Regions from separate parts of the Homo sapiens genome. Here region 1 is linked to region 2. The links are chromatin contacts, found by Hi-C or POLR2A ChIA-PET in ENCODE. All regions are on one chromosome and are shown on one strand. Each heading gives the region's core, a stretch centred on a gene start or an enhancer-like site at or near the end of the contact. The rest is flanking DNA. Distances are from core to core; before and after follow the strand shown. Region 1 overlaps ABL1 (ABL proto-oncogene 1, non-receptor tyrosine kinase). Region 2 has its middle 36 kb from the start of EXOSC2.

Region 1 (6,890 bases), core at 2,165-4,664, 130 kb after region 2:
TCTATCCGTATGCCAGTACCAAACTTGTAATTGCTATGGCTTCATACCATGTTGTGGTATCTGATAGGCTAGTCCCCACTTACCTTTTTAACTTTTTTTTTTTTTGGCTGTCTTCACACATTCACTTGTACCATATGAACATACATATACTTCCTTTTTAATGTTCTTATTTTTCTTCACATCCCAAAGTCTTCTGGCTGAAATCCTATTGCCCATATCTGATGCTTTCCACCACTGCAGAATTCTTTAGTACCAACACTGCAGTGTGCGTGACGGACAAAAGAGCCTGTTATCCCTGTGTGACTAGACGTGGGCCTGTCAGCTTGCTTTTTGGGTTATTGTTCTTATCCCAGAGGTGGAGCTGCGTTCTTCCATTCTGAGGGACGTACTTCAGGACATTGGGCCCTTTGAAAGAGCCTTCAGACCACAAGGGTACCTTTCTAGTGAATCAGAACACCAGGGTGCACCGCCCATGGGGGGTGATTTTCTGGAGCAGACAGCTTGCTTCCCATGTGTGCTATTTATCCAAGGCAAGTCATGCTGCACCGAGATAGTCACTTGAGGTTTGCACCGAACAGGATAATGGTTTCTTTTCCCTAGAGCTGTTTAATCAGCAACCTTGGAACAGATGCAGGCAGGCATGATCTAGTGTGACAGCTCATTAGCTAGGGGTTGATCTAAAATACTGTTCAAATGGGCAAGGAAAGGCCTGCGTATGGGATATGTGATTTGCAGAATTTGAGATTCATCCAAAGAGGGAGAATCTGCCTAAGATGCCTCTGTCTAAAAGCTAGTATGTGCCAGGTGGGTTTGTTTCATTCCAGGTAGAGCACAGGGAGCTTATGTGACCAGGCAGTGTCCACCATTGGGCAACACATCACACTTCCCTTGGCGTCTTGCCTCCTCCCTCCCCGTCTGGCACAGACTCTCCCATCAGCCGTTTGGGCACCTGGGGACTTCTGAGCCCACAGCGTCATCCAGCAGACCGTCTGCGGAGGTTCCTTCCTGTGAGGGCCGCACTCGAGGGGGTGTATTGGGTGGGATCGTATCACTGGAATGAGTGAACATCGTTAGAGGGAGCTCCCACAGCTATGCGTGTGACCGTGTGGCTCGCCGCTGAAAAATGCTGCTCACATAGCAGAACTTCGATGCAATCCTTTTTGGATTTCTAAGGGGAAATTTTAAGACCGATAGGAGGAATAGGCTGGGGTTGAATAAGTTTGGTTCTTATTTTTAAATTAGCTCATCTTTAGAAAACAACTGAATTTAGAAGATTCTTCTGTAAGGCCCCAAAGGATTTCTTTCTGCCTCCCCGCTCTTGGCTCTTATTTGTGTCTCTCCTCGTGTTCTGAGCTTTTCAGCAGCCCTTGTGGGTCATCAGCCGAGGACCATCAGCTCGGGGCCCAGAGCTGGGGACTGGGAGTTATGAGCTGGACTCTTGAAGGGGCCAATACTAAACCGAGCCGTTGCCATTTCCTAGGAGCCTTGACAGGCTCAAACATCTCTGGGTACCCGGGGATTTGACTGTCATTGTTCTGATCCTTTCCCAAAGTTGTAACCCTCTGTTGACATAGCGGAATTGAAGATTGATTTTTCTTCACCACCTTCTGCCTAAAGTTCTTAGTTCTGAATGTGTCCACACCTCATTGACTTCTATGAGATGCCCCTGTCACGTTCCTCGATTCCTTCTAGTCCTTAATAGAGTCTTTCCTTTTCTTGAAAGAAATTTGCCCAGTTGACATTTATTTTCATCGTCTGCTGAAGTGACAGATCCAAGGCCCTAAGCTTCAGCAGAGTTGCAGGAAGGGACCATTTACACAGCCTCTTAGATGTTTAAGGTTTACCCGCCCTGACAGTGGCTCAGCAGGCGTAGGCCTCCTGGTGAAAAGCCGAGCACATGGCTAACCTGCTCTGGTGGAGGGGCTTTGGACCGTTCTTGTGTACTGCGAGGCTTGCCTTCCTGCTGGTGTGTGAGCAGCTCTCGGGGGAACTTGCTTCCTGGCTGAGCAACCTGTAAACAGTATGTCTGAGGTGGGACTCCCGGGCCCAAAGCAGCCAAAGGTTGCACAAGTCTAAGCTCCGTTAGGCCTGTCAGTGTGGCTGTCAAAAGAAACGCTGTTTCTTTTCTTTCTTTCCTTTTTTTTTTTTTTTTTTTTTTTTTTTTTGAGACAGGCTGTCACCCAGGCTGGAGTACAGTGGCACAATCTCGGCTCATTGCAACCTGCGCCTCCCAGGTTCGAGCGATTCTCCTGCATCAGCCTCTCAAGTAGCTGAGACTACAGGTGCCCACCAGCATGCCCGGCTAATTTTTGTATTTTTAGTAGAGATGGGGTTTCACCATGTTGGCCAGGCTGGTTTCGAACGCCTGACCTCGTGATCTGCCCTCCTTGGCCTCCCAAAGTGCTGGGATTACAGGCGTGAGCCACTGCTCCTGGCAAAATGCTGTTTCTAAGCGTTTCTTTGACAAGTCCCATCCTTCAGGTTCATGCATGATTAGGGAGAGGCAGCAGCCCTGACTGAGCACCTGAGTGTTCATGGAACCAGGTGCATAGCGTAATGACATGCCATTCATGACACTACTTTCTTCCCTGAACATGCCATGAATTCCTGATGATTACACAGTTCCCCAACAAGTGCTGCTCAAAACCTGGAACTAATCAGAAGGAAGCACCAGCCTTGACTGTTAGTGGGACACGGGGAAGATGGCTGTGAACCAAATATGCGGTGCCTTTGGGGGAGAATGGTTTTAGTATTTAGTAAGTGTCAGTATGTAAGTTTTATGTTGAAAAATGAACTAAGTCACAACAAGGTCTATAAATTTAATTATTGAAAAGGATAAAGTTGGGCCATTCAGTGAAACCTCCTGTAACTGAAGTCTCTAACACAGTAGCCAATGGGGGAATCAAATGAGCCCAAGAAGAAATTCTGCGTAAACTAGGACTTAGGGGAGCCCTTAGCATTCCACTTTGGAGTGAAGGAACCCGATCCGCCAGTTGGGGAACGCTCCTTTGAGGCCCATGTGCTTCCTGCTCCGACGGGAGAGAGGGATAATGAGACTTGCTCCCAGGTGCCCTGCCCTGGAGCCCAGCAGGCCACACGGGCTCTTTGACTCTGTACTGTGCCAGTGATTTCCAAGATGGGAGTGGTGCTCTGATTGCAGGAATGTCTTCTTGGAATGGCTTTTCTCACTTCTCTAGAGTCCTTGGTAGGGAGCACATCATCAGCTGAGCTAACGTGAGAACAGGGGTTGGAGCACTTGCCACCGGCAGTGAAGTAATCGGACAGCTGACAGTCTTTTCCAGAGGGTCGGGGATTGGGAGCTGACCCCAGGTCCCGCTCCGTTTTCTTTGTGTGCAGCACTTGTGTTGGTGACCAGCAGTGAAGAGAGTGCGTGGACGTCACCGTGTGGTTATGAAGCTAACGGCAGCCCTCAGCGGTGCCGACTTCCGCTCCCCGACACATTCCTGTGTGCACGTTCGTGGGTCTGAGCGTGACTCATGGTGTGTGTCCCTAGAGCAGTTCACTCAGAGGCTTCTCTTCCGTGCTCTCAAGAATAAAAGCAGGGCCGCCACATCCTGATAAGTCTTGCCATTCAGCGGTCCTGTCTTGCAGAGGGATAAGCCAGTGTCCCCAGGCCACAGTCCTTACACCTTGAGCAAGTTCCCCAGAGTGAAGCAATCTTTCTAGACAAGTTTTGCGTTTCTCAGAATTTTATTTTAGTGATATTGTTACCAAAAGATTGTAACCCCAAAATGTGTGCCTTTGGCTTGCCTGTTTTAGGAATTCACTTGTGTTATCTCCCCAAGCAAAACAAAAGAAAGAGAAACCTTCCTGTTGACGAATCCTTTTTACCTTCTTGAGAGTTGTCAATGGGACTAACTTGTATATTTCTTTGCTACCTTCTTTTAAAAACATTTTTCTTATTTACTATTACAGACGTATAGTAATGGTGCCTGACATAACCCACAGCCAAAGGCCTTGGCCTTGCTGTGTGTATTTCAGGCTTTTTCTTCCCTTTTCTTTTTTTTTAAGTAATAAGATATTACAGTTATAGCTGAAGCCTGATCCTGTTCCCTTTTCTCCCTCTCGTCCCAAGCATCACCACTGTCCCAAATCTGCTCCTTCTTCCCACATCTTTGCAGTTTGGGCAAGTCTTCTGAATGCCTAGTCATGATTTTAAGTCTTCTTTCCACCTTCAGTGATGGTTGGCTACCCTGAGCAAGCCAGTAGATTCAGTTATGTGCCTGGAGTCCAGATGTTTTATGTGGATTTTTCATGTGGAATTGTTTTTGGTAAGGAAGTATTCCCTTGCCACACCAATGAAAAGAGAAGAAAACAGGTAGCTGGCACCCACTGCATTGTTGCTTTCTGCCAGCCTGCTCCTTCTCCTTCCTCTCCAGCTCTGTTGTGTCCAGATGCAAACTCTACATGCAGGGTTTGACCCTAGGTCCTCACCTGCTGTAGCTCTCACACGGGGACCGAATGCTCTTGTGTCGTAAATCCTTCCTTTTGCTTCCTCGTGTTGGATGTGTTTAGTGGTTTTCATCTTCTGGTCACTATTTCATTCTAGGTTTATCCCCTTTAAATTATAAATTAAATGAATTCTTCGCTTTTCCTACCAGCAACTACCCACCAAGTTCTACCATGTGTTAATTTAATCAACAGTTATTTATTGAGTACTTATTACATGTTGATTTCCTGTTCTCAACATTGGAATGAAGACAGCTTAGGGTTCTGCTTTCATGAAGCTTGCATGCTCTTAGGTGGAGACAGACAGTAATTAAGCAGATAAACAGGAAATTATGAGCTAGTAGTGGGTCCATTGCTGAGAAGTAAGACAGGTGGTAGGATGACCCGTGCCGTGTGATGACTTTAGATTGGGTGGTTGGGGAAGACTTCACGGACCTTAAAACTGGCCTTGGAACGGGAAGCGAGAACTGGGCACGGAAGATGAGGGAGTGGGAGATTTCAGGCAGAGGGAGCAGCAGCAGGTACAGAGGCCCTGAGGCCTTTTATTGTGTCTTTTTGCTTGAGCGAGTAACTTAGAGCACACGTAGAGAAAGACAGCAGAAGTGATCTTCTAAACACTCTGTCCTGTGTGGAGAGCTCCTTATGTGAGATTTTGCTGTGTAGTGAATTAAGGCTCAGCCAAACTGGCTCACGTGAGCTCTTTGAGCTTGCCTGTCTCTGTGGGCTGAAGGCTGTTCCCTGTTTCCTTCAGCTCTACGTCTCCTCCGAGAGCCGCTTCAACACCCTGGCCGAGTTGGTTCATCATCATTCAACGGTGGCCGACGGGCTCATCACCACGCTCCATTATCCAGCCCCAAAGCGCAACAAGCCCACTGTCTATGGTGTGTCCCCCAACTACGACAAGTGGGAGATGGAACGCACGGACATCACCATGAAGCACAAGCTGGGCGGGGGCCAGTACGGGGAGGTGTACGAGGGCGTGTGGAAGAAATACAGCCTGACGGTGGCCGTGAAGACCTTGAAGGTAGGCTGGGACTGCCGGGGGTGCCCAGGGTACGTGGGGCAAGGCGTCTGCTGGCATTAGGCGATGCATCTGCCTGGAAGTCTACCTCCTGCCTGCTGTCCGAGGGCTTCATTGGCGCCACGGAATTGACTTTTCCGTCTTATATCATTCCTGTGTCTTTGTAGGAGTGGAATCATTCTCATAGTCCGAGTGTGTTTCCACATATGGTGAGAGCTGACAAGCATGGAGGGGTTTTGGTGTAAAAAGATTAGTCATTTGGAGAGGTTTTCTCATTTTATGGCAAGGTTCTTTTAAAGCCGTGGATTTCCATGCTGTTCGTGCGGCATGGAGATCACTTCCTACCGAGAGTTAAGGAGGAAAAAAAGATCTCTGAGTTTTGAAAGAAGATTTAACCAAAATGCATTTGACTCTTCTGTGGATTTTTGTTGGCTGATTTGGAAGGCAGGTGCCCTGGGCATCCCCAGTGGGTTCCAATTCTGCAGCTGCCCAGACTCCTGCAGGCAGAGGTGGAAGTGTCCCCGCTAGAAAGGCATCCAGGAAACTCGCTTTTGACCAACTCAGATACAGTCTGGTCTTTCTTGTTAACTGGGACTTTACCCTCTCCACTAATGAATAGTGTTTGTAGTTTCCAGGCAGGTTTTTTTCTTCTTTTGAAGTTCTTTGAAACCCTTAGGACGCCAAGGGAAGGAAGTTTTCATTTTCAGCCCTTTGCATTCTTCAAAATGTGATCCAGGCTTTTCCCTGTGGCGAGGGTGTCCCCTAGTGTTGACTTACATTATTTCCACTTGTTTTAAATGAACTTTGATTACCTTGACCTGTGCACAGAAATCAAGAGAGGCAGCCCCTTTTTAGAGCTGTTAGAAAAGAACTGAAACATCCACCTCTGGGAAAAATAGAGTTTAGTTTGTGCATGTGTCTCAGAAGTCAGGTGCACACATTGAGACTGGTGCAGCCACATGCCTGCCTTTTAGGGACTCCTTGACTGACCTGATGCCTTCACCCAAAGGCATAGTGAAATGGGAAGTATGATTTCTGACTGGTATGAAGTGGCTGCTTTAGAGAAAAGATCACATTCTTTAGTCCTAGAAACCAAAGGTGGCTTCCTGATGCTCTTATTCAGCACGTGCCTGTCTTTGAGGCAGGACTGGCACTGGGGTGGGGGCATGGTTTGGGGTTACCTTAAGGACCCTGGATATTTCTCAGATAGGACTTTTTCTTTTCTTTTTTTGAGACGGAGTCTTACTCTGTTGCCTAGGCTGGAGTGCAGTGGCATGATCTCAGCTCACTGCAACCTCCGCCTCCCCAAATTGGCGATTCTCCTTCCTCAGCCTCACGAGTAGCTGGGATTACAGGCACCCGCCACCACACCCAGCTAATTTTTGTATTTTTAGTAGAG
Region 2 (6,558 bases), core at 2,901-5,400:
GAATGATCACAAATGAATACCTCTGCATTCCACTATCTTGCTTAAGAAGTAGAAAATTGTGAGCACACCTCAGAAAGCCTTGTGCCCCCTTCCAGTTTCACTCCTGCCTTCCTCCTCCTCAGAGATAACTACTGTCTTACGTTTTAGCACCATCGATTAGTTTCCCTTGTTTTTGTTTTTAATATTCCCTTGTTATCCTTTTAATGTCTATAGGGTCTGTGGTGATATGCTTTTTCCATTCCTCACATTGGTAATTTGTGTTTTTTCTCTCTGTTTCTCTCTCACACACACCTTTTCAGTTAGTTTTGCTGAGGGTTTACCAATTTTATTAATCTTTTCAAAAAAAATTTGTTAACTTTCTCAATTGTTTTCCATTTTATTGATTTCTGCTCTTTATTTTCTTTCTTTTACTTAAAAAAATTTTTTTTTGTAGAGATAGGGTCTTGCTATGTTGCCCAGGATGGTCTCAAACTCCTGGCTTCAAGCGATCCTCCTGCCTTGGCCTCCTGAAGTGCTGGGATTATAGGCGTGAGCCACTGCACCCAGCCTACTTTGGGTTTAATTTGTTCTTTATTTCTAGCTTCTTAAAGTAGAAATTTAGATCGATTCCAAACCCTTCTTGTCCAACATAGGCATTTAAAGCTGTGTATTTCCTACTAAACACTGCGTTAGCTCTATCACATAAGTTCATCACATAAGTTTTCATGTGTTATTATCAAAGTGTTTGATTTCCAAGTATTTGGGAATTCTAGATATCTTGGTTTCTAATTTAATTTCATTGTGGTCAGAGAACATCTTCTGTAGAATTTCAGTCTTCTGACATTTACCAAGACTAATTTTATGGCCCAGCATATAACCTGTCTTAGTGAATGTTCCATTTGTAGTTGAAAAAAGTTTGTGTTGTTGCATGTAGTTTTCTATAAATCAAGTTGTTTCATGCTTTTGTTTAAACATCTTCTATATTCTTACTTTTTATTTTGTACTTACTTCATCTATAGCTTTGCTGAGGTTTTTTTTTTTTTGTAGAGACAAGGTTTCACCATGTTACCCAGGCTGGTCTTGAACTCCTGAGCTCAAGCAATCTGCCCTCCTGGGCCTCCCAAAGTGCTGGGATTACAGGTGTGAGCCACTGTGCCTGGCGGTATCTCTCTTTTTTACTGAGAGAGTGATGCTGAAGATCAACAGCTATAATGATATATTCGTTTATTTTTTCCTTTAATTCTATCACTTCTTTTACTCTTAAAAGCATTTATTCCGCCGGGCGTGGTGGCACACGCCTGTAATCCCAGCAATTTGGGAGGCTGAGGTGGGTGGATCACAAGTTCAGGCGTTCAAGACCAGCCTGGCCAAGATGGTGAAACCCTGTCTCTTACTAAAAATACAAAAATTAGCTGGGCTTGGTGGCAGCTGCCTATAGCTACTCGGGAGGCTGAGGCAGGATAATCCCTTGAACCCGGGGTACAGAGGTTGCAGTGAGCCGAGATCGCGCCATTGCACTCCAGCCTGGGTGACAGAGTGAGACACCGCCCCCCCCCCCCAAAAAAAAGCATTTATTAGGAAACAGGAAAGACTGAACAAGAACAAGAGAACTAAGCATGTAACTCAAGAAGCCAGAGAACCAAAGTAATCCCACAGTACACAGAAGAGAATAATAAAAATAAAAACAAATTAAGAATGGAAATGATCAATAAAACCAAAAGCTAACTTTGAAAAATATTATTGATCTAGGCACACTTCTGGTAAGACTAATGAAGAAAAAGAAAAGGTAGAATATTTAGAAAAGGAACAATATTTAGAATGAAAATATAACTATAAATACTCTCAGTTTTTGCCTCTTTTTTTGTTTGTTTGTTTTTTGGAGACAAGATCTCACTCTGTCACTCAGGCTGGAGTGCAGTGGCAATCATAGCTCACTGCAACCTCCGTCTCCCAGACTCAAGCTGTTCTCCCACCTCAGCCTCCTGAGTAGCTGGGACTATGGGCATGCGCCACCATGTCCAGCTGATTTTTTTTTTTTTTTTTTGTGGAGACGGGGTTTCATCATGTTACCCAGGCTGGTCTTGAACTCCTGAGCTCAAGCAATCTGCCCTCCTACGCCTCCCAAAGTGCTGGGATTACAGGTGTGAGCCACTGTACCTGGCTGGTTTTTTTTTTTTTTCTTTTCTTTCCTTTTTTTTTGAGACAGTGTTTTGCTCTGTCGCCCAGGCTGGAGTGCAGTGGAGTGATCTTGGCTCACTACAAGCTCCACCTCCTGGGTTCATGCCATTCTCCTGCCTCAGCCTCCTGAGTAGCTGGGACTACAGGCGCCTGCCACCACGCCCGGCTAATTTTTTTGTATGTTTTTTTAGAAGAGACGGAGTTTCACCGTGTTAGCCAGGATGGTCTCAATCTCCTGACCTTGTGATCCACCCGCCTCAGCCTCCCAAAGTGCTGGGATTACAGGCATGAGCCACTGCGCCCAGCCTGTTTTTTTTTTTTATAGTTTGTATTTTTCTGCTGAGATTCACCATGTTTTCATTCATTAGACCTGTCTTTTCCTCTAAATCCTAGAAGGTATTTGTAATAAAGACCGTGCCTGCTAATTTAAATATCTGAGTCATCTTGGGGTCTGTTTTTATTGATTGCTTTTTCTGTACATTATGAGTCAGATTTTCCTGCATTTTTGCATGTTAAATAATTTTGATTGTATGCCAGACATGTGGGTGTTATATTGTAGGGATTCTCAATCTTGTTATCTTTCTTTAAAGAAGTTTTCATTTTGTTTTGACAAGTAGTTAGGTTACTGTAGTTACTTAAATTACTGTAAGTGACTGGTCGTTAAGTTAGTTTGACCCTGCCAGGTTTGGTTTTATGCTTTGTTAGTATGGGTTTATCCTTGGTCCAGACACCCGGCCCTTAGAATAGAGGGTACTCTTTAGACTTAATGCTTGGCCTTTTTGGGGTCGAAACAAAATAACAGAGGTGCTCAGCAAAGTCTCTCCACCCTGGATGAACTGGTACTTGAATGTCTTCCAGCACTGTGAAACCTCTGTGTCTGTGCAGTTCTCAGCCTCACAGCCACCGCTGTCTGCTAAACTGCATAGAATCTGGAAGCCATGGACCCACAGGATGCCTCCCACCTTCTTCTGCCTACCTCTGTGTTCTGTCACCCCACCCATGCCCTCATCTTCTCTCAGATTTCTTGCCCTACAAATTCTACCTGCCTCAGCATCCTCAAATCCAAGTCTTTGCTTCCTCAGTTCACAGAGATGGCTGCTGTCAGTTTAGGTTTCATCTCCCTGCACTGTGTTTGGGAAGGTGCCCCAGGCAGGAAGTTGGAAGCAACATGCAACTTACCTTATGTTTTTCTCTTTCCTCAAGGGTCACAGCCTTGCCTTGCCTTGCCTGTCATCTAATGCCTGAAAACAGTCGTCTCAAATATTTTATTCAGCCATACAGTTGTTTAGGACAAAAGGATATCTAATACCACTTTTACTGCATTATGGACAGAAGCAGAAGTTCAATTCTGCATATTCTTTTTTTTTTTTTAAGATGGAGTCTCACTCTGTCGCCCAGGCTGGAGTGCAGTGGTGTGATCTTGGCTCACTGCAACCTCCACCTCCTGGGTTCAAGCGATTCTCCTGCTTCAGCCTCCTGTGTAGCTGGGACTACAGGCATGCACCACCACACCAGGCTATTTTTTTTTTTTTTTGCATTTTTGGTAGATAGGGTTTCATCATGTTGGCCAGGCTGGTCCCGAACTCCTGACCTCAAGTGATCCACCTGCCTTGGCCCCCCAAAGTGCTGGGATTACAGGCGTGAGCCACTGCGCCCAGCCAGACTTTTTTTTTTTTTTGAGATGGAATTCTGCTCTTGTTGCCCACGCTGGAGTGCAATGGTGCAATCTTAGCTGACCGCTACCTCCGCCTCCTGGGTTCAAGTGATTCCCCTGCCTCAGCCTCCCGAGTAGCTGGAATATGGACATGTGCCACCAAACCCAGCTAATTTTGTGTTTTTAGTAGAGACGGGGTTTCTCTGTGTTGATCAGGCTGGTCTCGAACGCCCAACCTCAGGTGATCCGCCCACCTCGGCCTCCCAAAGTGCTGGGATTACAGGCGTGAGTCACCGCGCCTAGCCTCCGGCCAGACTTTTAAATGTTAGCCTTGCAGGTAGTTGTGCAGTAGTATCTCCCAGCCTTAATTTGCTCTTCTTTGATGACTCATGAGGTTAAGCACCTTTTCATATGTTTACTGGCCATTTGGAATATATGTGTACCTATGTATCTCTTGCCAGTTCACCTCTTTTGTCCATTTTTCTATTTATGTTTATTCCTCATTGATTTTTAGGAGTTATTTATATTTTTTTTCCTTTTTTTTTCTTTGTTTGAGGCAGAGTCTTATTCTGTTGCCCAGGCTGGAGTCCAGTGGCACAGTCTCGGCTCACTCCAACCTTGACCTCCTGGGCTCAAGCGGTCCTCCAACTTCATCCTCCTGAGTAGCTGGGACTATAGGTGTGTGCCACCACTTCTGGTTAATTTTGGCATTTTTTGTAGAGTTGGGGTTTTACCATGTGGCCCAGGCTGGTCTCAAACTCCTGAGGTCAAACCATCCACCCACCTCGGCCTTCCAAAGTGCTGGGATTACAGGTGTGAGCTACCGTGCCTAGCCTGTGTACTCTCAATACAGGTCCTTCGTTGGGTGTATTTATTATGACTATTTTCTTACACTTTGTGGTTCACCTTTTCACTCTTTATTTACATAATTATAGCCATTGTGCGTTTTCACTCTATCTCTCTTTTTTTTTTTTTTTTTTTTTTTTTTGAGACAGAGTCTTGCTCTGTCACTCAGGCTGGATTACAGTGGTGTGATCTCGGCTCACTGCAACCTCCGCCTCCCAGGTTCAAGAGATTCTCCTGCCTCAGTCCCCCGAGTAGCTGGGATTACAGGCGCCCACCACCATGCCCAGCTAGTTTTTGTGTTTTTAATAGAGAAGGGGTTTCACCATGTTGGCCAGGCTGGTTTTGAACTCCTAACCTCAGGTGATCCACCCACCTTGGCCTCCCAAAGTGCTGGGGTTACAGACGTGAGCCACTGCGTCCGGCTGCTTTTTCACTCTCTTAATGGTGTCTTTGATAAACCTTAATTTTGACTTAGTCTAATTTAATCTTTTATGGTTAGTACTTTTTTTGTGGTCTGTGTAAGAAATCTTTGTGTCTACCCTAAGGTCACAAAGAAGTTTCACTCTCTTACATCTCATGTTTATAGTTGGCCTGGAATTGTTTTTTCTGTGTAGGGGCGAAGGTTCATTTTTTCCCTCATATTGACCTAGCTGTTTAATTGAAAAGAACATCTGCTGCTGTGTAAATCAGGTATACATGTACGTGTGGATCTGCTGGGGAACTCCTTCCTGTTAATTTGTTTGTCTTTCCTTGCACCAGTATTACAATGTATTACTGTAGCTTTAAAATAAATCTTAATGCCTGGTAGAATAAGGCCTCCTGTTTTGTTCTTCAATATTGTCTTGGCTTGCTCCTTTGTATTTCCATATACATTTTAGAGTGGGTTTTATCAGCTTCCATACCCAAACAGAAATACCCTTAAGGATTTTCTTCTCTGATTGCACTAAATCTATAGGTTTCTTTGATCCTAGAAATGAATAATAGAATATAAAGAATTCTTATTGATGAAAGAAAGCTATTTCAGGAAACTTTTTTTTTTCTGTTAATGATAAAGGCTAAATGATTCCTGTCAATTGTTTCAAATTTTCAACTTTCAAAATACCTGCTGCTTCTTTCCAATTCACCTTTCTCTATTCTTTTTTTTTTTCCAATTGTATTTTTCTTTGACACTCAGTACTTGTCCCTTGATAGTGGAGACCATGTTTATACATTTTCATGGATCGAACAGTATTTTTTTTTAACAGACTAGCTACTTAGTGAATACGCAGTTGAATCTACTTGTTTGGCAGGTTCAGGCATTGAACAAGTACTAAGTGCCTGTTCTGTATCAGGTACTGTGTCAGTCTGGGGTAAGAGAGCCAGGAACAACATAGCCAACAAAAGGCTCTTTGTGTCTAATTTATATTCCTGAGGACCACCACTGGCCATCTGCTTGGGAGAATGGTTATGGCTTGAATAAACAGTGTGGAATGGGTCCAGGGAACCGGCTGAGGAAAGGGGACATTTACTCAACCTGATCTTCTTTGTTAAGCAGTGGAGAGACCCCTGGTGGAGCCAGCAGTATCCTTTATCTATAATAGCTTGCTTTTCATCTTTTTTATATCAGTGGCTGCCTGTGGCCTCTCACCAAATCTGGTGGACTCATTTTCTCTGTGTATTTAGTTTTTCTCCTGGAAATGACTAACAGCTGCTTAAGTCCTTATTCCTTTCTCCAGGTTTCTGGTGCTGCCATAATTTGTTCTATCCACTTGGGATACTGCTGTAGTGGGAATATTGTCCCTGTTACCATCTTCAGGTTACAAACCTTTTCCCCAGCTTGTGGTAAAATCCCGGGGGTCTGGTGGATCCCACGCATTTTAGGATGTATATGGGAAGCTAACATTATAGGCACAGTGTTTTTT

The links. A loop is a pair of places that touch in the nucleus more often than their neighbours do. ChIA-PET counts read pairs that join two places held with the same protein, here RNA polymerase II (POLR2A). Pooled maps may share reads with other maps.
Region 1: a loop to region 2 is called in a map of K562, with 6 times the contacts of the local background. The contact joins two enhancer-like sites. A Hi-C loop is called at or near these places in 3 of 168 maps with a recorded cell type or tissue (G401, K562 and astrocyte of the cerebellum) and 2 of 50 pooled maps. POLR2A ChIA-PET finds 5 or more read pairs at or near these places in 7 of 52 experiments (Caco-2, GM12878, H1 and 4 more).

The regions. Positions count from the first base shown.
Region 1 is chr9:130,857,542-130,864,431 of GRCh38, forward strand. ABL1 (ABL proto-oncogene 1, non-receptor tyrosine kinase) reads left to right here. Exons shown (of 11, transcript NM_005157.6): 4 at 5,222-5,494. Among named protein-coding and RNA genes, the nearest start is that of ABL1, 26 kb to the left of the region's middle. RefSeq lists enhancers at 2,187-3,036, 3,037-3,884, 4,946-5,446, 5,447-5,947. Within about 2 kb of position 3,415, at least 24 of the 41 ENCODE cell types and tissues checked have a DNase peak (open chromatin) inside an H3K27ac peak, as active enhancers do.
Region 2 is chr9:130,726,226-130,732,783 of GRCh38, forward strand. It overlaps a transcript of ABL1 not described here. Among named protein-coding and RNA genes, the nearest start is that of EXOSC2, 36 kb to the left of the region's middle. RefSeq lists enhancers at 3,270-4,106, 4,107-4,943. Within about 2 kb of position 4,151, at least 4 of the 41 ENCODE cell types and tissues checked have a DNase peak (open chromatin) inside an H3K27ac peak, as active enhancers do.